Linked DNA regions of Homo sapiens: regions 1, 2 and 4 are each linked to region 3. Evidence: chromatin contacts called from ENCODE Hi-C or POLR2A ChIA-PET data. All regions are on one chromosome and are shown on one strand. Each heading gives the region's core, a stretch centred on a gene start or an enhancer-like site at or near the end of the contact. The rest is flanking DNA. Distances are from core to core; before and after follow the strand shown.

Region 1 (6,400 bases), core at 3,749-6,248, 910 kb after region 3:
TTTTGGAAAATTCACAAGTATGTGGAAATTAAACAACACAGTCCTGAACAACAAGTGGGTCAAACAAAAAAATCAAAAAGGAAATCAAAAATTATCTTGAGACCAAGAAAAACAGAGACACAAAATACCAAAACTTATGGGAGGCAGCAAAAGCAATGGTTAGAAAATTTTAGCAATTAATGTCTACTTTAAGAAAAAAGAAAACAAAGAAACAATCTAACTCCACATCTCAAGAAACTAGAAAAAGAAGAGGATAAACAAAGACCAAGTCAGCAGAAGAAAGAAAAAAGATTAGAGCAGAAACAAATGAAAGAGAATAGAAAGACAAGAGAAAAGATCAACAAAACTAAGAGTTGTTTTTTGAAAAGATAAACAAAATCAATACAACTAGCTAGGCTACCAAGAAAAAAAGAGAAGACTCAAATAAATAAGATTATAAATTAAAAAGAAGACATTGTAAATGATAGCAAATAAATACAAAGAATCATGAGAGACTAGTAAGAACAGTTATATGCCATATATGGGAATATATTCAGAGAAATGTGTTAGGCAATTTTGTCACTGTGTAAACATCATAGAGTGTATTTACACAATCCTGGATGGAATAGCCTGCTATACACTGAGGCTATACAATATAGACTAAAACCTGTATATCTTATTACCATACTGAATACTATAGGCAGGTGTAACATAATGGTAAGAATTTGCATACTTAAACAAAGAAAAGGTGATGAATTGCACTACAGTGTCACAATGGCTATGAAGTCACTAGGCAATAGGAGTTTTTCAGCTCCATTATAATCTTATGGGATTACGGTCATATATGGAGTTCATCACTGATCACAACATTGTTATGTGGCACACAACTGTATTGAATAACTTAGAAGAAATTGATACATTCCTAAAAACAGAGAACCAGTCAAGAGTAAATTATAAAAAATAGAATATCTGAACAGATCAGTAACAACTAAGGAGATAGAATCAATAATCAAAAGCTTTCCAACAAAGTAAAGCCCAGAACCAGATGGCTTCACTGGTGAATTTTACCAAGAGTTTCAAGAAGAATTGATGCCAATCCTTCTCAAACTCTTCCAAAAAACTGAAGGAAGAGGAATACTTCCAAACTCATTTTACAAGGCCAGTATGATCCTCATACCAAAGCCAGATAAGAATGCTACAAGAAAACAAAATTACAGGCCCATATTCCTGATGAATTTAGATGCAAAAAATCCTCAATAAAATACTAGCAAACCAAATTCAAAAGCACATGAAAAGGATCATACACCATGTTCATGTGTGTTTTATCCTGGAGATGCAAGGATGGTTTAACATACACAAATCAATAAATCATATACACCATATTGACAGAATAAAAAGATAAAAATCATATGATCATCTCAATGCATGCAGAAAAAGATTTTGACAAAATGTAACATATTTTCATAATTAAAAACTCTCAACAAAATAGATATAGAAGGGATGTACCTCAACATAATAAAAGCCACATATGACAAGTCTGCTGCTAACAGCTCTTCCTCTAAGACTTATCAGGAAGTGAGGGAATCCTCGGTTCTTGCCTAACCTGGAAGAAAAAATTCAGCCAAGAGATGCATAGCAAGGGTTAAGCAGCAGAGTTTATTGAAGGAAGATAAAGTACATGCCTAGAGAGCAATGGAAAATGTTCCAGGCTGGTCCAGCTGGAAAAGTCATAGTAGCATAGTAGCAGTGTTTATCTAAAGAAGCAGTAAGCTCTGAAAGACGAGAGAGTAGGCTGCACAAAAGAAAGAGCCAGCAGCCACTAGTGCTGGGGAAATGCCCTTCATGAGACTCTTACATGATTATTCATGAAGGGGCATGAGGGGGTGTCACTTTACAATCCTGTTTCAGGAGGTCCCTTTGGGCGCACATGCTCTGTGGTTATACATGCCAGTACACACATCGTGTGTCTCATTAGCATTTAAAATCTCCATCCAGGGGTGTTCTTTTTACTATTATAATGAGCAAAAAGCTATTCTAGAGTGAGTTTTTGGAGGAGTGCACGTGCTCGTCAGTGGGGAAAGTCCTTAGCGTGGTTACCTCCAGCTAGGGCTTGATAAATCCCCTTCAGGGCTGGAGGAGCCCCAACCACAAGACCAGATGTGATCTTGCCCTTTTTGCTGACTGCCAGTGGGCAACATCTCCAAGACTTCTTTTCCCAGGGGGCTCCCTGGGCTGCTCGTTTCTGGCTATCTGCTACTCTAACAAGATCAGGAACAAGACTCAGGTGCCCACTCTCAACACTTGTATCCAACACAGTACTAGAAGACCTAGCCAGAGCAATTAGGCAAGAAAAAAAATAAATCAAAAGCATCCAAATAGGAAAGGAGGAAATTAAATTGCCTCTGTTTGCAGATGACATGATTGGATCCTGGCTCCTGTCATGTGGCGTTTGCATCTTAATTCAGTCCCCACTCCTCCATCTGAACACTTAAGTTCTGCATGAGGTTGCACGCTGGGCTCATCAGGGCAGGCTCAGTTTCCATGACCTTTAACCTGAGGGTGTCCATGGCAGCTGAAAAACGATTTAGCTTTGCTACGTAATCCAAACACTTGGTGATAACATGTTAATATTGGGGTTATTTCTTTCCTTTCTGTACACACACACACACACACACACACATAAACACACATATGTATCTAAACACACACATTTACACATATACATGCATATACATGTGGCCATGATGAAGGCACAATTTGATATTTTAGTATCTTTTATTGAACATTATATTGTGATTATATTTCTATATTGGTGGAATTTATTCATAAACATTAACTTTAATAGCTATAATACACTACTGCATTCTATGCCATAATTTCCTTAGCCATTTCCCTAGTTTGGGATGTTTATGTCCAATTTTTCTGGCCTATAAACAATATTTTTTAACAGCTTTGGGCATAAATCTCTATCTAATCTACCTTTTGAGTTTCATCAGCTATATTCTAGAAAATGAAACCTCGGGGTCACAGGGGATCAAGTTTTTGGGATCTTGATATATTGCCAAATTCTTGTTGGATTTTCCAATCCTTCAAGACTCAGTTTACAAATCACTCCTCACAAAACTGTCTTTTTTTTTTCTTTTGAGATAGGGTCTTGTTCTGCCACACTGGCTGGAGTGCAGTGGCGCAATCATGGCTCACTGCAGCCTTAACTTCCTGTGCTCAAGGGATTCTCTTGCTTCAGCCCCCCAAGTAGCTAAGACTACAGGCACGCATGACCACACCTAACTAATTTTTGAATTTTTTGTAGAGATGAGGTCTCCCTATGTTGCCCAGGCTAAGTGATCCTCTGGCCTTGGCCTCCCAGAGTGCTGGGATTATAGATGTGAGCCACAGCATCTGGCTCCTATCTTAATTATGTCTCCTTTCCCTATTATTCCATCACAGCAACTCTGTTTTCACTGCTCTTGTCACAACATAATGTACTCTATCTAGTAGTGTGTTTACTTAATTAATGTTTGCCCCTGCCTCTGGACTGTCATTTTTATGAGAACATCAAGGTCTCTTCGTTGTTGCTATAGTTGTGGAGATGGGGTTTCACCATGTTGCCTAGGCTGGTCTCAAACTCTGAGCTCAAGTGATCCACCTACCTCAGCCCCCAAAGTGCTGGAATGAAAGGTGTGAGCCACTGCGCCCGGCCCAGGGTGTCTTTAGTTCACCACTGAATGCCCAGTGATGAAGACATTGTCTCGTATACTGTAGGCCCTGAATGAATGAATGAATGAACGAGTGATGTCTATCATCAAGACACAGACACACAGCAGGGAAGCGGGAGTGGGAATTGGGGCTGCTATGATGGGTGGAGCTATGACAGCCACCTCTAGGCACAATGCCCACATGCTCCCGGTGAGTCCTGCCTCAGCTCCTAGGGGTGGGCAGTGTTTAGAGCTGAGCATCTGCCTCCCTTCAGAGACCCCATGACACATCCTGCCCCACACCCCTTTCTGCTTCCGATGTCAGAAGGAAGCCCAAGACTTCTAGGTCCCATCTTTAGGTGGTCTCACTTCCCTCAGGGATTGTGCAGCCCCACCCTATTCTTGCCCTCACTGACACCGGCCACCTTCCCAGTGGTGGCTGCTGGAGGCTCCCCCCGCACATATTTGGGGGTTGGAAATGGGACAGGTGTCTTTCTTACTCCCATTGACACTTCCAGGTCATCGTTCTTCCTTTCTCAGGAATGCCTCCCCTTCTCCCTCGAAGCTTGTAATTAGACCATACTTTATTTCACTCCTTCTCACCATCTCCCATAGGCTTGTATTCTGTGAAGGTTTTAGCATTTGAATCGCTGTCTTGCAACCATATTTGTTGTTGATGATGATTTTGGTGTCCTCCAGCACACTGGTCTCCCTGCTCCTTAACTGCCTCACTCTCTATCTTGCCTTCTGCCTCGTGTCCACCACCGTGTCCCAGGCCACTCCTACCAATGTCACTCCTGCCAGTATTCCCTCCAGAGTCTCTACTGAAAGCACCCTAGTCTCATACAACACGGATCCCCCAACTCCAACCCGTCTGCTCCTTCTCACATCCTAGTCCTGAATCCTGCTTTATTTTCTCTGCACCAAGCATCACTGTCTGAACGTTACACAGCCTGGCTATTCCCCGTTAGTGTAAGACTGCGTTATTCCCTAGTGAGTTTCCAGCATATACATGGCACCTGGCCTACAGCAGGAGCCATGAATGAATGAATGAATGAATGAGTAAATGAATATGAGATAATTGTTTTCCCTAAACTGACTGCATATTCTACATAGTAAATTTCAAGCCACATAAAGTGGCATCTTAAAAAAAAAATCAATATTGGCTTCTTTGTGGCCTTACAATTACCTTGAACAAATCACACACACAGGATATCTCTGAGTATCAATTAGTCCAGAGGGAACCACTGAAAGGACTTAGGATACACAGCAGAAGATACCAGCATAGTCTGCTGAGTAACCAGTCCGAGATTAGAAGTCCCTGATGAGCCATCCCCGAATGAATGGAGAGAACATTTCCTGGCTTACGGGAAGGAGAGCCAGAGCCAAGGGAAGTGCCTCGTTCAGCTGGATTAGTTATTGGAAACTCGTTTCCCTAGGCCAGCCAGTCCTTCCAGACGCTGAGAGTCTGTGGCTGTCTAGCCTCTTCTCCAGGGGCGTGGGATCACGGGAGATGGGCCTGCTGCATCAGCTCCTGGCTCCTGCCTTCCGGCCCCCGCAGTCCATTTAAAGGCGCAATGGAGGAGAAGCGCCCGTGCTCTCAGGGCCAAAGCCGTGAGCCAGTCCTAGAGAGCTTCCAGAGCAAGGCCCTCCAGTCCTAGTCGGCTTCCCCAACTCTGCCTCCATGCTCTGAAACTGACCCAGAAAAGCAGGCATGTTAGCAACTGGCAGTGTTTCTCTCTCAGATACGGGAACTGTGCTTGATTAGGATCTTGAGTGAAATAAGCCATCGTTTCATTGGGAATGTCTCAGAGCTCAAAGTTTCTTTCTATGTATGCATAATTAATATTCTACCTCTTTGAAGATAAATTTTATCTATCCAACTCTGTAAATGGATCATTTCCCCTTGGCTATTACTATGTCGTCTCCTTTCCCAAAATAAAATAAAATACAAAGACAAAATGGTATGTAAAAAAAAAAAAATCCTCGCTAAAAATGATTTACATTTTTATTCCCAACATGAAAAGCTCAAGAATGTTTTTAATGCCTGTCCAGCTTGAAAGCCGCTGCAAATGTCTTACAACATTTTGTAACAGGCTTTTCCCATCTGTGCTGAAAGCAGCTGATGATTTAATGCAAATTGTTATTGTTTCACAATCTCCCAGCGATCTTTTCTATTTTGGATTAGCATCCAAGGCCTTTTTTTTGCATCTGCTACAGAAGCCTGCCTGTGAGGAACTGGCGTTTCATTGTGGCCATTCTGTGTTCCGCAGCGCCCTGTTTTCCTTGTGTTTCAGATCCTCCTCAGTTTCCAACATTTTCACTTAACTCTTCCTTTTCTCAACCTTGAAACCTGGCTTAGAAATGAACCCCTTCTGGTCTGAGGGTCTTAAACACTGAAGCAGAGGAGGCAGAGCATGAAACCACGGTCACCAGCAAGGGAGCCCGGGAGGCTCTGCACATCCACATGGAAGCCTGGCTAAAATGTCTATTTCAGTAGACTTTGCAAATTTATGACACCCAGTGCCTGAAGTGTGAATGAACCATTATATGTATATGTGTATAATGTGTTTGCATACATATATAATATGTAATTTTATAATATAAATAGTATTATGATTCATAAATATTTTAAATTAAAAAAATTTTTTAGACAGAGTCTCGTTCTGTTGCACAGGCTGGAATGCAGGGGCGTGATCTTGGCTCACTGCAACCTCCACCTCCTG
Region 2 (6,337 bases), core at 1,901-4,400, 610 kb after region 3:
CACAGGCCAGACTAAGGCTTAACCTCCATGTGTTGGTTTAAGATTTGACCTGCAACTTGTTTTCCTGAAATGTACCCCAGCCTTTAAAAAACCCTTGCCTGGCCGGATGCAGTGTCTCACTCCTGTAATCCCAACAGTTTGGGAGGCCAAAGTGGGTAGATCACCTGAAGTCAGGAGTTCGAGACCAGCCTGACCAACATGGTGAAACCCTGTCTCTACTAAAAATACAAAAAATTAGCCGGGAGTGGTGGCACACACCTGTAATCCCAGCTATTTGGGAGGCTGAGACAGGAGAACTGCTTGAACCCAAGAGGCGGAAGTTACAGTGAGCTGAGATCACACCATTGTACTCCAGCCTGGGCAACAAGAACAAAACTCCATCTCAAAAAACAAACAAACGAATAAATAAACAATAAAAACCCTTGCCTGTAAGTTATTGGGGAATTTGGGTCTTAAGCATTAGCTGCCCATTCTCCTTGCACGGTGCCCTCCAATAAATATTGTTTTCTCCAGCTGCAAACCTGGTTCTCAGTGTCTGACTTTACGCATCAGGTGAGCAGACTCCAGTTCAGCTCAGTAACACAATGATGGCTCACAGAACTCAAGGGAGCAGTTCCCTTACATTTACTGGTCTATTATAAAGGGCAGCGATGAACATCCAGATGGAGAGATGGAGAGGGCAAGGTATGGGGGTTGTAGAGCCTCCATGCCCTCTCCTGCATACCACCCTCCTATTACCAGAAAGGGGTCCCTATCCAGACCCCAAGAGAGGGTTCTTGGATCTCATGCAAGAAAGAATTCAGGACAAGTCCACGGAGTAAAGTGAATGTAAGTTTTTTAAGAAAGTAAAGGAATAAAAGAATGGTTGCTCCTTAGGTAGAGCAGTGGCGTGGACTGCACAGCTGATTATACTTATATAGTTATTTCTTGATTATATGCCAAGCAAAGGGTGGATTATTCATGAGTTTTCAGGGAAAGAGGTGGGCAATTCCCGTAACTGAGGGTTCCTCCCCTTTTTAGACCATATAGGGTAACTTCTAGACATTGCCATGGCATTTGTAAACTGTCAGGGCGCTGATGGGAGTGTTTTAGCATGCTAATGCATTATAATTAGCATATACTGAGCAGTGAGAGTGACCAGAGGTTATTCTTGTTGCCATCTTGGTTTTTGTGGGTTCTGGCCGTCTTCTTTACCACATGCTTTTTTATAGCAAGGTCTTTGAGACCTGTATCTTTTGACAACCACCTATCTATCTTATCCTGTGACTTAGAATGCTCTAACCTCCTGGGAATGCAGCCCAGTAGGTCTCAGCCTTATTTCACCCAGCCCCTATTCAAGATGGAATTGCTCTGGCTCAAAAGCCTTTGACACTCCCAGCATCTCCACATGTTCAACCACCCAGAAGCTCATCAAATCTTGTTGGAGAGTTTTTATAGAAGTTGGCCTCCAAGCTCCCCCAGTCTTCCAGAAGTTAGTGTGTGGGTCAGAAAATTCCATCTTTCTAATGGCTTGGTCTTTCCTCAGCCCCAACCTGAGGCTATTTAGGGACCCCACCCTAAGTTACCTCATTAACATAAACTTAGGTGTGATCAAAAGGGGTTCATTATGAATAACAAAAGACATTCCTATCACTCAGGAAATTACCAGGGTTTAGGAACTCAGTATCAGGAACCAGGGGCAAAGGCCAAATATATTTCATATTAAACCACTTTGAAGCAAAGGAGAGATGTGTCCCTCCTGAAAGGAGGCCACCTTCCACTTATCTTTTATATAAGCTGAGAGGGTCTCAGCTCAAACCGTGCTTCCCAGAGCCCAGAACTCCTGAGCTCATGTCCTACAAGCAGTTTTCTCTGGGGTTAATACAGCATTAGTAGTCACTCAGGACATTTACAATGGGCTGGAGGCCTTTATATAAAACACTTTGACATTTTTATTGTCTCTCTTTAAAGAAATATTTGCACAACAATTTTTATTTTATTAATAGGTACATTTTTCTTGCAGCAAGAAAGGATTATTTGCAGACACTAAAGTATTTACTTTTCCCATAACCTTGAAAGTATTGGCCTCGGGTTTGGAATTCACTTTCCCTATCAGGAAAGTGGGATAGAGAAAATTCCTCAAACGTGACCAGTGAAGATTAACAGGCCAATTTGGGAGCTTGCTTTTTAGCACCACCAGTCACGTTAACATTTTTGGCTTGCCAGAGCAAAAAGGGCACATTCTGACCTTTGTACATTACCCTCTCTCATTACCATGCTTCCCTTCAAAAGGAGCCAGGGAAGCCCACAGATATGGAGAACCAGAGAAGAAGCAGAAAAGATTGCAGCTGATCCTGAGTTGATGCAAAAAATAATAATAATAAGGCAATAAAAAAGCATCAAAAGCCAAGGATGTTACTGTTAAATTAGACATTTATTTATTTATTTATTTATTTTGAGACAGAGTCTTGGTCTGTAGCCCAGGCTGGAGTGTAGTGGCACAACCTTGGCTCTGCAACCTCCTCCTCTCAGGTGCAAGTGATTCTTCTGTCTCAGCCTCCTGAGTAGTTGATATTACAGGCACCCACCACCACACCCGGCTAATTTTTGTATTTTTAGTGGAGACGAGGTTTCACGATGTTGACCAGGCTGGTCTCGAACTCCTGGCCTCAAGTGATTCACACCTCACACTCCCAAAGTGCTAGGATTACAGGCGTGAGCCACTACAGTCGGCCTAAATGAGACTTTTAAATATGCTATAGATATCAGAGGAGTTTTAGTGCAATTGTCTCCTTAAATTTGTCAGGGAAATCATTAATCATTGGATGTTAAATGTATACAGATTGTTGAATAAATGAGCGGCACACGAAGACTGCATGATGATAATCCAAAAGGAAAAATGAGAAAGAGATGAGAGAAAGGAGAGAGGAGAGAAGGGGAAATTTCCTCTTTGCAGGCCACTCAAAACACGAAGCCAGCCTCTGGTTTCCAGTTTCATTATTTGGAGCCTTGCCTACCTAAATGGCAAGTCATTTTAAGAGCTTAAAAAAATCTTGCCAGGCACAAAGATAGACACATACTATGGGTATGCAGCAGCTTTTAATAGAAGTAAACTCGGGGCAGATATGAACATTGCGTAACTTCAGGCTTATGGTATCCACCTGATTGTCATTTGCCTAGCTGTCAGGGTCCCCTTGTCATCACTGGGTACCTGCGTGCACAGTCTGGCTGCAGAATCACATTCAGGGCAAAGGACGGTCCTGCCTTAATGGGGCTTCATGAGTATGACTTTACCATTTTCAATGGCAGGTAAAATCATTTTCCTCCTGCCTCCTAACAGCCATACCAGTCCAGGTTTAGAGGCACCGAACTCCACTTTCTCTTGCTGTTAGCATAATGGTAGGGTAAGGAAAAGCCAGCCACCCAGAGACAACCAACCAGATCAAGTAACCCAGACAGATAGAAATCTGTCAGAGAAGAATATTCCTTGGAACATGCTGTTTTTACATATCTTTTACTCACTGGCCATCTTACATAGTTAAAATTGTCAGTCATATAAAACTTCAATACCAAAACCTGACTCAGCCATCCTGGACCTGCTTTGCCTTCTAATCCTATTGTTCAGATGTTCCCATGTTACTTAGTCAATTATCCACCAAATATCTGATTGAACATCTATGCACTCAGGTCAAAATACTGTATAAAAAAACTACAGGATGCTAGGCACAGTGGCTCACACCTGTAATCCCAGCACTTTTGGAGGCAGAGGCAGGCAGGCTGATCACGTGAGCCCAGGAGTTCAAGACTAGCCTGAGCAACATGGCAAGACCTCATCTCTACTAAGAATACAGAAAATTAGCTGGGCCTGGTGGCATGTGCCTGTGGTCCCAGCTACTCAGGAGGCTGTGATGGGAGGATTGCCTGAGCCCAGAAATTCAAGGCTGCAGTGAGCTGAGACTGCACCACTGCACTCCAGCCTGGGCAACAGAGAGAGACACTGTCTCATAATAATAATAATAATAGAAATGAATGAGGTGTGGTCCCCTCCATCAAAGCCCATGTCCTTACCAAGCTTAATGTCTTTACACAAGAACGCTTAAATCACTTCTCCCTCTAGTCAAAGACAACCCGTATTATTTTCTTAGGCAGTTTGAGACTCTTAGAATCATCTCAGTCAACCTGAGTATGACCAACTTTCTTGAGAAACAAGTCCTTTTCTTACCCACCTACCACCCCTTCCAGATCTCCAGGCCATGTTCCAGCCAGTACTCATTGCTTCAGTGGTGATGGCCTCCTCATGTGTCTCAGTCAATCATTCATTGTGTAAACATTCCAGCAGCATCACATCACCCTTCTGAAGAAGTCACTGAAGCTCACCGCTGCCTGTAAAGTCAAATCTAGATTCACCTGAGGACAAATCAGATTAGGGCCACATCAAGGAACTAACATAAAATTAAGATATGTGGCATAACTTAAATAATTTAGCCAGTGAAATTCCTAGCCAGGTCTGAATGAGTTAAGTAAGAATCACATAAGAACTGGCCTCACCTGCAGTATTTGGGGCTGCATTAATTTTTGTGAGTGGCAGCCCACCTTTGTGCATATAAATTGGGTAATTACACGAGTAAATTGGAGTTTTTGCACTGAGAATCAGCACCTGGAAATAACAGAAGGCCAGAGAAAGCAGGCCAATTGAAACTTTTGCCCTTCATATTTGAAAGCAGCACTTTCTAGACAGCTTGAAGACTGAGGCTTGAAGAGACCTAACAGGAAAGAAGTGGGGGAAGAGCACCTAACCATTCTGTTTGTACATCATTTTCTATTTAAAGATAATAACGTGGTGTAGAAAAATTGAAACACGAAAATTATATATTTGGTCGTCTCATCTCAACTTCCAGCAGAGTAAAGATTGTCACAAAATTACCATACTTGCGTTGGACATAATTTGTTAGAAGTTGACGGCCTGAAAGCTCACATCTACCCTGAGACCTGAGAAGAACTTGTCCCAGAGTGAATCATGTCCTCTGTGTTTCTGGAAAGGACATCGATGGCCAACGGGCTTTGTTGAGGATGAACTTTGTCAATCAGTTATAATTTGTAAGATCCTGGCCACTGATATGTAGAAATATCTGATGTGTGTTGATCTGGAACAACTCACTTAACCTCCGGAGGCCTCATTTCAGCCACGAGGGAATTGACTAAGTGGGTAATGAAACTAACATTTTGGGATTGTCTACAATGGGCAAGGCAATTGACTTGTTATCTCATTCAATCTTAACCATACTGTGAGCTAGATATTATTGTCCTTATTTTACAGATGAGAAAGCTAAGAGAGGCTTAATAACCTATCAAACTCTCTTAGCTGATGATTCACATAACTAGGACTTAGAACCAGTAGGACTAGGTAGGTGATTCTTCTTTGTGTTTGTTTTTGTTTTTGTTTTTGTTTTGTTTTGTTTTTTTGAGATGGAGTCTCACTCTGTTGCCCAGGCTGGAGTGCAGTGGCACGATCTCGACTCACTGCAACCTTTGCCTCCTGGGTTCAAGCGATTCTCCTGCCTCAGCCTCCCCAGTAGCTGGGATTACAAGCACGCACCACCACACCTGGCTAATTTTTGTATTTTTAGTGGAGACGGGGTTTCACCATGTTGGCCAGGCTGGTCTCCAACTCCTGACCTCAAGTGATCCACCCACCTCGGCCTCCCAGAGTGCTGGGATTACAGGTGTGAGCCACTGCGCCCAGCCAGATAGGTGATTCCTAACTAGAGATGGAGGAGATGGAAGGAAGCTTGTTATCTCTTCAAACTACTCTCCCAGGTTGGATGCTTGCGGAGGGGCAGGACAGCACAGTCACTGTTGCTGTTGGAAACATGCCACATTCCTTAATGATATTAACACACAGCCCAAGACTGGAAACCCTGGTCTAGCCTCAAAACTCTGGCACTACTTCACACTGTCTCCCAGCCATTTTTATGGTCTTTTCCAACAGGAAACCATTTCAAAATAATCAATGGCCACAAAGCTTCAGTCAACCCAGGACCTTTGGATTTGGTGTATGCAACATTTGATCTCTAATGCTGTTTTCAAGACCAACATAATATTTGAACTTGCCATAGAGATGTCACAGGACTTGAGAGATAGTAGAAACACTTCCTCCAACAAGTCTCTCCTACTGATCTTGAAACTGGGCCTCTCCACGTTATTCTCTCTTTTATTTGAAGTCATCATGGACATTTGCTAAAATGTGACTTAAATCTGGGAGCTTAACAGACTCTACCATTAGTGTTTTTCAAGACGATTTCTGCACTTATGCTGTTTTATACACACACGTCATGAGCGGGCGCGCACACACACACAC
Region 3 (6,496 bases), core at 3,417-5,916:
TTGAACCTGGGAGGTGGAGGATGCAGTGAGCCAAGATCACACCACTGCACTCCAACCTAGGCAACAGAGACCCTGTCTTAAATATATATATATATATATATATATATAAATTAAAACTGCTCGTGTTGCTCCTCTGCTTAGAATTCTTCAGAGGCTGCTCACTGCCTGCAGCCTATCCACACTTCTTCACAAAGAGGGAGCGCTGGCAGCCCCTCCAATGGACCTTTTATCCACCCCCATCCTGTTTTCCTCCTGGTCACTGCATCACCAACTTAAGGTATAGTATAAAGAACCAGCAGTGTCCTGCCAAACACACACACACACACACTCACTCACAATAAACACCCGATCCACAAACTTCTGCTCTACTCAGTGAAAATGGAAGGAATCCAATTTCATCAATTTCCTTGTCAATCTCATTAGGCAAGGAGGTAGTTCCCAAAGTCATGCACACTCTGCCTCTATCTAACTGCTTCCCATACAAAAACCTGTGCAAAGCACACCAAACATGAGCCAGTAAAATAAGCCTAGCTCAGCCGGTGTCTGAGACAGGGCTGCTTTCCTTGACCCCTCTTCCGTCATCTTTTACATGGTCCATTGTCACTGGCCTCTGCCATTGGAAGCCCTCACTGAACTGCACTGTGGTTGCTTCCCAACCATGATCAGACTGCGAGTTCCTCAAGCGTAGGGACCTCTTCCTTTACACGTGTATTTCCAGTGCCCAAGTCAGCATCTGCCCTGTAACAGAGCTTCTCAAATACCACTTGTTCACTGAACCAGGGAGAGATGCCAGACTTCAGGAATCCTCTGAAAGGAGGTACCTAGTTCCATTCTTTGAGGTCAAATGCAGAAAACCAAGCAAATGGGATGCCTTTCGATAAGCAGCAGGATATTTTACCTAGCTAGTGTTCATTTTCTTTTTAAACAACCCAATGTCTGGCTTGCAAAGTTTCACCAAATAATATTATAAAAAAAGCACCATCTACTCTCTAATGTCAGTCTATGCGCGGGAGCTTCGTGAAGGGCTCTTTTCATCTGGATCTTTTTCCCGTTAACAAGTAGTTCCTGCCTTTCAGATGTCGGGCTCACCCATCTCTCTACACAAATGATTGTGTTTCTAGAACTGCAGGGGCTCTTTCTAGTCGGAGCTGACCTGGCACAACTGCCAAGTAAATCTGGGTGGCTGAGAGAACAAAAGAGTCAAACCCTTCTGAAGGAATCGCACTTCTCAGCTGTTAATCTACGACAAGCTCTCCTTCTCTGATACTCTAACACATAAAGCACTGATATTTTCCCTTTCAAGGGTTTTATCACAGTTCTGGGTCAGGAACTCTGTCTTCATTTTCTCAATTAGCACTTTACTTCTGCAAGCCTTTTAGCTTTTGTCTCTGGCTAACATAGCTTTTAACCTCCTTTGAATGTCAGATCCTACTGAGCCATTTTGCTTCACTTTGCATCAATTTTTCCACCATTACTGCCTTCATTTTGGCTAATTGCATTTAGTTAATTTGATGCCATTTATATGTACAGTGCCATTTACAGTCAAAGTATTTTAAGTTTTCTAAAACTGCCTGTCTTAAGATTCAATTGAAAGTGTCTCAGATTTGAAGGAGTCCAATTTTATCCAATTTCCTTGTCATTCTCATTAGGCAAGGAGGTGGCTGTGGTGGAAGGAGGCCTATTCAACCTATTTAATGGTTATATTCACTGGGAGAAAAGTGAACCACAAAATGGGAAAGGCATGAAGTACCCTTGGCCCAGCCTTCAGTCCACTGACTCACTCACCCAAAGAGCCAAGATGGGGAGAATTTAATGAGATTTCCTAGCATCAGCAAATGCCCCCCTGGGGTACCTTTTGGGAAGCCACTACTTGAGCAAGCAGTGCTCTGTAAGTATTTCTGAGTGGGTGCAGAAGTTCATGGATTGGGCGTTTGTTGTGAGTGTGTATATGTGTGTGTGTGTATGTGTGTGTGTGTGCATGTGTGTTGGGCCAGACATGGCTGGTTATTTCTTTATTTTTAATTTTTATTTTTTTCTCTTTAGAGACAGGTTCTAATTCTGTCACCCAGGCTGGAGTGCAATGGTGTGATCATAGGTCACTGCAGCCTTGAACTCCTAGGCTCAAAGGATCCTAAAACAGACTCTGAGTAGCTGGGACTACAAGTGTGCGCCCTTATGCCTGGCTGATTTTAAAAAAAAAATTTATTTTGTAGTGTCAGTATCTTGCTATGTTGCCCAGGCTGGTCTCTAACTCTCTAACTCAACTGATTCTCCTGTTCTGGCCTCCCAAAGTGCTGGGATTACAGGTGTGAGCCACCACGTCCAGTCTGCTGGTCCTTTATACTGTACTTCAAGTTGGGCAGTGAAATGACTAGGTGGGTAGCAGGAAGGGGGCAGATAATAGAGTTCACTGGAGAAGCTGCCAGCTTTTTCTGTCCCCCAACCCATTCCTCCCCCACCAATTAATCTTAGGAAGAAAGTAAGGCAGGAGGTGGTGGGAGGGTTGTGATCTAGGGCATGGTGAGGTTTCTACCTGCTCAAAGGAAATACACTACACTTTCAATCTTTCCCCAGTGAATAAGAATTCCACACCGTCTTTCCCCACCTCCCCTTCAAGGGTCGGGAGAGAGCAAGCATTGTGAATTGTTTCTTTAGTTGTAAAATAAACGAGGGGACATAATATATGCTTGGACTTGTTTGAAAATAATTCAGAGTCAGGGATGACAGACATAAATTAAGTTTCCTATGATCTGATAATTGTTGAAGCAGGGTCGTGCACATAGAGAATTCATTCTACTATTTCTTTTCCATTTGTGAATATGTTTGAAATTGCCCAAAATAAGAAGTTCAGAAAAAGTATAAGATGAGGCTAGTTGCGGTGCCTCACACCTATAATCCCAGCACTTTGGGAAGCTGAGGTGGGTGGATCACAAGGTCAGGAGTTCGAGACCAGCCCGGCCAATGTGGTGAAATCCCGTCTCTACTAAAAATACAAAAAATTAGCTGGGTGTGGTGGTGTATGCCTGTAATCCCAGGTACTTGGGAGGCTGAGGCAAGAGAATCGTGTGAAGCCAGGAGGCGGAGGTTGCAGTGAGTGGAGCTAGTGCCACTGCATTCCAGCCCGGGCAACAGTGTGAGACTCCATTTCAAAAAAAAAAAAAAAAAAAAAAAGGATAAGATGAATGCTAATTCATAGATCCTTGCCCAATTTGCTGTTTTCAAGGAGGCCAATCAGTGGCCAACTTCAAGGGGCATTACTATGATTTGCCCTATGCTTCTCGCTACTAGGGAAAGAGACATTGTTAATTCTAGAAAATAATAGCACATGTGAACGCCTGTAGTAATTCCTACCCGCCCTAAATTCACAGACATTAGAAACCCTCCCAGTAACACAGCCTCGGAATCAAAGAGAATCTGCAAAGCCATGCAGCCGAAGTGAACTCTGTGATACCTGTGTGATCCTGAATGGGTCCCGTCTTGCTGGTCAACACACTCCACTTGAGCTGCACGTGATTGTCATGTTCCCAGTGGCAGAAGGTCTTGTGAGAGCCCCAGCCAAATTCACAGTTAAAACCATATGTTGGAAACTCTTCAGTGGGTGGGAAGTAAAAATAAGAGACAAGCAAAGAAAGGCAAATTTGATCATTTAGGGTCACAAAGGCCCTTGGTTCACTCATGGAAAGCACGATTTATACAACTTTATGTCTGTTTGAAAATTCCAGGAAAGCCAGGATTACCAAGAAACCAAAAGATGCATGGAGATGTCAAAATGTTTGCAAAACCACATTTAGTAATTTCTTTAAAAATCCAGCTTTAAAAGGATTATGGACTGCCTGTCAAATTGGGTTTACATAAAATCTCCAGGAAGGCTATTTTCTAAAGCACGTGTATTACATTTGCTGCACTCTCCCCATTTCCACAGTATTTAATATGAAAGCCATTCTGTTCTTGAGGATAAATCATATAAGTTGATACCCACCAATGAAAAGAATCTTAATTAGAGATTGACCCATGAAGCCTCAAAAGTGGAAAGTAACTTGGCGAAATGCCTCACCCAGGAGGTTTTCTCTATTTCCACCTCACCAGTTCATGCTTCAGGTCTTTAATGTCAGGGTTAGAATCTCTTAAGCATTTTAGGATTATTTTTTTTTCTTCCATGCCTTCTATAAGGTCGATTAATTTAAGTATAAATTTCTGCTTTTTTAATTTCTAAATTTACATATAAATTGTTCACCCGGCTTAAAACCTCAATGTAAGGTCATCTAAATCCAAAGCCCATTTCAATAGCTACCCGTTTTTACTTCTCTTTTCTTTTTTTTAATGTTCAAAAGGCTTCCTTAGGAATCTGAAAAGACAGCGTGAATGAATTCACGGGAATGACTTGCCTTGTGTGTGCCCTACAAGGTGCTGTTGGACTATGGTGTTTTTAAAACCCACAGCCTGACATTTTACACAGCCTCTTTTTGAAAGGAGCTTAACTTTTAAGTATGGGAAAAATGAAATCATTGCTACTTATTCCAAGTATGACTGTTGTTTTGGTAAACATAAGCTAACAATAAAAAAAATTCTAAAGATGAAATTCTCGGGCTTCTGCCCCCTCCTTTCGTCCTCCTATAAAGAACGAAGCCCGCAGATGCAGCTGTTTTCTCCAGTGACGAAGGGCCTTTAGGCTTGTCACTGACTTTAGGCAGTCCACGAGGTGGCAGCATTGAAACAAACAGGAAGGCGCCTGGGGCATCTGGACCGTTGAACTTAAAAATAAGCCTCAAAAGAATCCCTATGAACAATAAGGGAAGTCTGGTATTAGATGCTGTATTAGGGTCAGGCCAAGACCTTATCTCATTTTGAGCTTCTTTAACTTGCTTGTGTTTATTAACAAAGTATCTCGCCTTCTGCTCTGAGCCTTGTCTCCATGGCCCCTCCCCCAATGGCAGGAGGAATTTTAATGGGAAGATTTATTGAATAGATAAGAATGATTTACTTTGCATTTTTAGTTTATAAGGAACCCTTTTCTAGAGCTAATGTCAAATTTTGGAAGGAATCCACCATAAAAACTGTCCAAATGGAGCAGTTTGGATTCTCCCAATGATAATGTGACCTCCCAAAGGGTAGACAGAGCCAGTTTGGGAAAGTAAACTAGTAAGCTATGTGATGTGTAAAATGTGAGTACTTTCATTTAGTGCAAACAGGCTATATTTCACAGCTGTAGTGTCATCGGAGAGATATATTTCATGTCTAGTCTATCATAGCCATGAAATAGGACTTCTTAAGGCATGGGAAACCCTCTCCAAAATTTACCACTCTTTTCCGCAGCAAGATTGAATTATGTAGATGAAGTACAGTCAACTGAACGGTGACTGAATGATTGAGCAACCTTGGATGCCAACGCCCATGACCCTGAAATGTACTGTTGCATAATCTCATGTTAGAAAATGTTAATATTGGAACATGTTAATGTGTGTGTGGTTTTGATTTTTCTCCTTAAATGTACTTTATAAAACATGCACATTCAGGATAAAGAAAGCCACCCCAGCACACACAGTTCTGCCTGTATTTACTTTGTTAATACATTACATTTATTGTTTATAGAACAGAAAATGACATCATCCATTCTTTTGGCTCTTCATATTCTGATGATACCATAAAATGTAGGAACTTGGATATTTTTGAAATGACCAGGACATGGAACCGCTTTGCCTGAAAAAATGTTTCAGGCACTTCTCGCTTCAGAGAATGACAGTCTGCCTTTACCTTCCAATGTCCTTCCCCATCCTGTACATTTAACCAGGTGAACCGCTCTAAGTTTTTGTATTTTACTGCTCTTTTATCTTCTTGTCTTGATCATGTAACTTGTGGCAATTTGGTTATTTAAAGGATATGTTTTTAGATCAATGCCTTTTGTTGGGGAGGGTTATGGAGTGAGAGGTTCAATGTGGAAACTTCCAGCCTGGCTAGAAAGACAAACACACAAACCACCCATAAACATTTATAGAAAGGGAAAAGAAAGAGAGAAGGACAGAGGAAAGGAGAAAGGGAGAGAGAAAAGGAGAGAAAAAAGCAAATTAATGAATGAAACAAACATATAGGACTACTGACGTTTACGTTTTCAAAATATTACCCAAGCCCTGGCGGGGCACACAACTCTCATTAAATTCAATGGGGGTAATCCAGCTAAATCCCTTCTTGACTCTTAAAAATAGCAGGAAACAATATTCTGAACTTAAAACAAATTTACAGCCTCTGAGAGCAAGTACCAGCTGTGCTTGCCCAACCCATCTTGCCTGAAGTTGGATCATTAGCACCATATGTATGCATAAGGATTTAATTTTTATATCTGGTATTCCAAACTTCTATAGAGCAGTTTAACTCACTTGTTCATAGACTAGTCTTTCAGTCTAAACAAGCAGAGGTGCTCAGGCCCATACAATCGTAGGTGATGAATATACTCCGAACTGCTGCAGGAATGCTGGAGGAGCCTCAGAGGGTTAGAGCTCTC
Region 4 (6,027 bases), core at 2,691-5,190, 930 kb after region 3:
GCTGAGACAGGAGGACCGCTTGAGCCTAGGAGATTGAGGCTGCAGTAAGCCATGACCGTGCCATTGCACTCCAGCCTGGGTGATGGTGCAAGACCCTGTCTCAAAAAAAGAAAAAAAAAAAAGGAAAAACGAAAAGAAAGAAAAGAAAAAACATACTTTGGTCAGCAAGTCATCTGGTGATTGGTGCTTCTCACCGAAATCAGATTACTGAACGTGTATACCGCATGGTATAGATCAGGTTTCTGGGATGCTTCAATTTCTCACTGACAATGGTTACCTTACCTTCTAGATCTGGCCTTTTGAAATAAAAGTAGCTGTGCTCAAAATATACAATGGTGCCTCTACATTTATGAAACATCCCAATGGTTTGTCACAGCATCAGCAGTAGGCCCCTTAAGTGATCCTTTTCAGTACTCGCCACCCTCAGTTCCCCCTCTGTTATGCAACGTTGTGCAACAGGCATAGTCTGAGTGAGGAATGTCTGTTTGAAACAAGTTATTGATTTTCTTTTAGAGTTGAAAGCTAATGGTAGACTTTGCCCTGATAATGATTTTCTAAAACAACAGAGTCTGAACATTCATTTGGCGAGCTGTAAGATAACAGGTAGCCTTGTTACCAAAAGAATGGCTCCTATGGTTGGCTTTGGCCAGCACAGAAAGAAATCAAGCATCATCTATTGTTCTCTTTCTGCAAAGCCAGCACAACCTTACTTGTTGATAAGCAGTAATGAAGCAATATACAGGACAAACATTTCAAAGCATATGGGCTTAGTTAGTGAGCATATTAAAAATATCCCGATACAAAAATAATGTGTGAGGAGATTAGGCTTTACAATACCCCAGTCTCTACTAGGGGCTTTATAACCACACTCACTGGAACAAATGTGTATTCAGAGACCCGCTTCACAACACCGTTCAAATAACACATCAGTGAGGCCTTCAGCAAGAAAAACACTTCGCTGAGCGAGTTCTGCTTATGCAAACAATTGTTCATCAACTGCATTAAAAGAGACAGACATTTTCTTCCATTACACTTGATGAGGCTGGCCAAAAAGGAAACTGAGCTGTTTTCTTGTCACGGTGAGCAATGGGAAGCTTGAGATAAACCACTGGACAGAAAGAAAACACTACACCATTTCCTTTACACCCTCAAAAGAACCACATTTTCCTTTCCTTTTCACTCAGTGTAAACTATATGCATGTGTCAAACAGTCTTGAAAGATCTGGCATTCTGCAGCAGGATTTAGTAACCAGCTTTTTAAGCTCGTGCTGTTCTGTGACAAGCTGCTTGTGGAGATGTGAAGGGAAATTGCAAGGTCTTGTAGAAATTTCAGGTGTATTTTTAAGTTGTTTCTCCCATAGGCCTGAAAATTTGCTTCTGACAGAGAAAAAAGAAGTTGAAGGACTTGTTTTCTCTGCTGTGTGTTTTCTGACACTGTTCGCCTCAAACTTTATCAGCTACAAGTATCTAGTTGGATCTGGATACATTCCAATGATGACATTATCAGCATATGGGGTCTGAAAACTTAAAAGGAGTGAATGAGTTTGGGATCAGCAAACTGACATATTTCATACTATCATGCTCACCAGGAAGAAACATAAACATTGGCTTCACCATTAATAGTTTACTCCATTTCTCTTTTTAGAACTTGCAAAAGGGTGGGTTACTAAACAGAATCACTCTTACCTTTAAGATAAAACCCTCTAACAGGTCACATATTTCAAGGAAGATTGCATACATGACCAGCCCAGAGCAACAACTAAATAAGTTCATCCCGGCAAGTTTGACACTTGACCTGAATAAAAATCACCCCTCTAATTCACAATTTAAATGAAGACCTCTTAAAAACAAAAACTGGATGAACAGTATTACAATGGCAATCTGGAATTTTACACACTGTGGCTTCAATCCCTATGGCATGAACAAAATAATGTATCTGAGTCCAAGCACAAAAATAAAGTGAAGAAAAGAGGTAATTTGTAACCTCACAGAGAAGTGTATGTTTTCAAATAAAATATCATCAACAACTGCAGCGACAAAGTAACACCCACATAGGGAAATACCTGCGCAGGCATAACTGTAATAACTCTGGAGATTCACCAGAGAACAAGGCGAAGCTCTGTTCTAACAGTGCAAATTACAAATAACCCTGTGATGAAATTGGTTACAAGCAATGACCTTTTAAATAAAAAAAAAACATGGCTGCCAGAGCCATAATAACAATAGAGATTGTAAGATGGAAATAAACACACGAGTATATATTACACAGGATGCTGGAGAGCCATGATATGTAAATCTCTTCATGGCCTATGTTTAAAACCACAAGTGAAAAATATGTATTTTTTTTTGTAAGTGGACTACAAAGTACTTGTCTTTCTCATAGATTATAAAGGGATAATAATTCAAGCTTGAGGAAGCTATACAATGTTGGTATCATTTAGTAGGGTAAAATATAAAAAAATATTTTCCACAGTTTTTTTTTTAAACATTTTGTTTTTATTTTAGAGTCAGAATCTTGCTCTGTTGCCAAGGCTGGAGTACAGTGGCACAATTACAGCTCACTGCAGCCTCAAACTCCTGGGCTCAAGCTGTCCTCAGTAGCCAGGACTACAGGTATGCACCACCATGCCTGGTTAATTTTTTTTTTCTTTTTAATTTTTGTAGAGGCAGGGTCTTGCTGTGTTGCCCAGGCTGGTCTTGAACTCCTGCTCTCAAGTGATCCTCCCACCTTTGCCTCCCAAAGTGCTGGAGATTACATGCTTGTAATGGTCTCATACGGTGTTTTATGAATTAAGTCTTTAAGCATTTCTCTTAATTAAATAAAATCATTGCTTCAAAATAAAAATAGAAAAAAATGAAAATACAAAACGAAATATTTAATAGACAGTTAACAGAGTAAAGAACAAACATGAATATCCACAGTACAAAGTTTCAGTACTAATTAGAACTAGGTAATACTGTAAGACTTTGACAGCTTAATATGCGAGTGTGCTGCCACTTATGAAATAAAATCATTGTTATATTAACATATACATAGAATATTCAATAATTTCAAATAATCTATCACTTTTCTTCTTATAGATAAGGAAAATAGTGTGTAAGTATGTGTGGGTGTGCACGTGTATATATATATCCACACACATATGTAATATTTTTATAAAGGATCACTTTGAGCAGATTTTCTCCTTAAATTATGAATGATAAAAATCTGCAAAATTTTGTATGTCCAAGGGCACATATAGAAAACAAAAAGTAAAATACAAAACATTCAGGCACTTTGGATGAAAACCTGTGATGAAGATGATGGTGAGAATGATGCTGATGACAAAAAGACTAATGGCATTCCCTTGAGATTCACAATCCTTACTTTAGCAATTCACATGAGCTGTGACCCTAATAGGAATTCCATATTCTGATAAGAGTAGCAATTTAAAGATTTGGTAGGGAGCAGAAATCATTTTTATGCCATTAAATCATGTGAAGAGTGTCAACTGTTGACTCTGTTGAAAAGTGGCCAGTGCTAATATTGGTAATTATTTTCTTCAGTAGACTTATGTACAACCTTTAATCAAAACAACGTTAACTTTTGTCTACCCATCGTGCCTTCCCAGCCTTCCGCACCCACCCACACATGCCATAATTATGTAACTATTGACTGAACTCTTGTGGGTCTTGAATGTTGAAAAGCTTAATTGCTCCTAAGGATGTGAGTAATGGCTGAAAAGACTGCAAAGCACACCCGTTTCCCTCATGAAGTTTTTAGAAATGAATGTTTTGGTCTTAATTGTATTTGTCTTCACCTCATCTTTCACACCAGTGCTTAGATCTTTTATCCCCGCCCCCATCTTAAGCAATAGGAACACTGAAAATAAAAAGGTTGCTCTACAAAACAAGCCAGGCACTTTAGTATCTGGGCTAATGGCAACCCAAGGTAGCTTCAGGAGTTCCTACCACACAGGGCTTCTGAGCATAGCATGGCCATGAGTCACAGAGCCTTTGGCTGAGGGACAGGTCACAGGGCAGAATAAAGTGCTGACTTTGCGACAGTACAGAGGCTCTCTCCATGTGTGATGGGCACCTCTCTGCAGATGGCTTATCTCCAGGTCTATTTCTTTCTTTTTTTTTTTTTGAGACGGAGTCTTGCTCTTGTCGCCAAGTTAGAGTGCAATGGCGTGATCTTGGCTCACTGCCACCTTAGCCTCCTGGGTTCAAGTGATTCTCCTGCCTCAGCCTCCTGAGTAGCTGGGATTACAGGCACCTGCCACCACGCCCGGCTAATTTTTGTATTTTTAGTAGAGACGGGGTTTCACCATGTTGGCCAGGCTGGTCTTGAACTCCTGACCTCGGGATCCACCCACCTGGGCCTCCCAAAGTGCTGGGATTATAGGAGTGAGCCACCGTGCCCGGCCCTCCAGGTCTATTTCTATGCGAGGTGATTTCCACCCAACTAGAGCTAGGGTCATACTCATTTCAAGGCTGTCAACTAAGGCAGCATTTTTTGAGTCAAGGCATGGAGGCCGCTAGGAGAAAATGAGAGCAGATACTTTTTAAGTCTTAAAAAAGATGGAAACGAAAGGAAAACCACCATTTTCTGAAATTGCCCAGGCACAGGGAGGCAATCTAGTGGTACAGAGTGGCTGTGTGCTATGACTGCCTTGCCAATTAAAGCAGGCAGAGCCCTAAGAGGGCAGGGAGAGCTATTAAAGTCTGAAACAGGAAAAGGGAGAAAAGGACAGATTTTGTTATTCATTGAATGACGGACAGCTAGGAAACAAGCAAGCTTGAGGGAGAAGAGGATATTCACATTGCAGAGTATCAATTTTCTACCTGAAGGACTAAACTACTTTCAGTCACTCCCAACCTGGGATGGAAAGGATTTAGCAATACAGCTATTATTAAAGGCTCCATTATCCCATCTATCAGTCGTCTCAGCCAGCAAGTCTCCTTGTTGGCAACACTCAGGTATCTGCAAAGTTTTTACGGCATACTGTACTTACGTCTGCAGCCTGCAATTTAGTTCTTTTAAAAGCAACACTAAGTCCTGTCCATATCGAAGCTCTGTGATAATAACCCTAACCTCACCTATTGTTCCATTATCTTAAGAAAGATTTAAAGCAACTTGCTGCTTTATTTATGTTGCACCTGGCACTACGTGAGGAAGAAGTTGCCTTTTCTTCTTCTCTTGCTCAACTTGGGAGAGAATTCACTTCAATTATGGAGCTAAGGAAATTTTCTGGGCCTCTGCTCATCTAAAGACCTTTTGTGCCACAAATCAGCTCCCTCAGGCCCAGACATTATTTTGAACAAAGGCCCAGGAACAGGTGCATTCTGTACTGCTAGAGCTTATAGAGAACATTTTCAAAATAGGTAGATTGAAAGGGCTACTTGGATGAATTTTCCGCAGCATCCTGCTCTGTATGTAAAGTAATTGGCTTACATATTTTTCTCTGTGACACATCTGGCTGCACTTTGTGTGTGGGCATTTCTAACAAGCATGACAATTTCAACTAATATGGGCTCAGTTGTACACACAGCTTGAAGGTGAGTTTGTGGTTCCTTAAAACTAAAATGATTACAAACCATTCCAAAGAATGAGATCATGGTCCCATCCCTTCCAAATACAGTGACCCTTCAAGGTCAGAATACATAAGAGAAGAGAAGGATTCCAAGATGCAAAAAGCTCATTTTGTAAAACAGATAATTAAAACCATAGACCAAGCTACATTTTAAACAACTGAGCAGCTCTTCCTAAGGTAACCATAAGAATTGGTATGAAAATTAATACACTAAGTAGAATTCCAGTCACTTTAAGCTCATTTACATGATCAGTAAAATAGAGCAAGATCTCAGTTTCTTGAAAATGAAAAAAAAAAAAAAAAGAAAAGGTCAACTTGTGACCCATAATTTAGGAAATGATTCCATTTCTAAGGTAATCAGCCTGTCATCCAAATAATTCCCTGCTCACTCATTACCGGAAATGCTAATACAAGCCAAGTTGTCTGTCTGAAGTTGCTATGGCATTTTGAT

What was found. Hi-C counts contacts between places; a loop is a spot of excess contacts on that map. ChIA-PET counts read pairs that join two places held with the same protein, here RNA polymerase II (POLR2A). Pooled maps may share reads with other maps.
Region 1: a loop to region 3 is called in a map of vagina, with 7 times the contacts of the local background. The contact joins two enhancer-like sites. A Hi-C loop is called at or near these places in 1 of 168 maps with a recorded cell type or tissue (vagina) and 6 of 50 pooled maps. POLR2A ChIA-PET finds 5 or more read pairs at or near these places in 2 of 52 experiments (BJ and WTC11).
Region 2: a map of HepG2 shows a loop between it and region 3 (5-fold over the local background). The contact joins two enhancer-like sites. A Hi-C loop is called at or near these places in 2 of 168 maps with a recorded cell type or tissue (Caco-2 and HepG2) and 1 of 50 pooled maps. POLR2A ChIA-PET finds 5 or more read pairs at or near these places in 1 of 52 experiments (PC-9).
Region 4: a map of naive thymus-derived CD4-positive, alpha-beta T cell shows a loop between it and region 3 (6-fold over the local background). The contact joins two enhancer-like sites. A Hi-C loop is called at or near these places in 2 of 168 maps with a recorded cell type or tissue (HepG2 and naive thymus-derived CD4-positive, alpha-beta T cell), 1 of 37 single-sample maps with no recorded cell type and 4 of 50 pooled maps.

Annotation. Positions count from the first base shown.
Region 1 is chr10:34,097,318-34,103,717 of GRCh38, forward strand. No RefSeq gene overlaps it. Among named protein-coding and RNA genes, the nearest start is that of LINC02629, 200 kb to the left of the region's middle. Within about 2 kb of position 4,999, at least 19 of the 41 ENCODE cell types and tissues checked have a DNase peak (open chromatin) inside an H3K27ac peak, as active enhancers do.
Region 2 is chr10:33,797,626-33,803,962 of GRCh38, forward strand. No RefSeq gene overlaps it. Among named protein-coding and RNA genes, the nearest start is that of LINC00838, 28 kb to the left of the region's middle. Within about 2 kb of position 3,151, at least 7 of the 41 ENCODE cell types and tissues checked have a DNase peak (open chromatin) inside an H3K27ac peak, as active enhancers do.
Region 3 is chr10:33,188,830-33,195,325 of GRCh38, forward strand. It overlaps NRP1 (neuropilin 1), which reads right to left. Exons shown (of 17, transcript NM_003873.7): 13 at 3,452-3,589. Among named protein-coding and RNA genes, the nearest start is that of IATPR, 75 kb to the left of the region's middle. Within about 2 kb of position 4,667, at least 17 of the 41 ENCODE cell types and tissues checked have a DNase peak (open chromatin) inside an H3K27ac peak, as active enhancers do.
Region 4 is chr10:34,120,956-34,126,982 of GRCh38, forward strand. All of the region lies in intron 23 of PARD3 (par-3 family cell polarity regulator), which reads right to left. Among named protein-coding and RNA genes, the nearest start is that of LINC02629, 220 kb to the left of the region's middle. Within about 2 kb of position 3,941, at least 4 of the 41 ENCODE cell types and tissues checked have a DNase peak (open chromatin) inside an H3K27ac peak, as active enhancers do.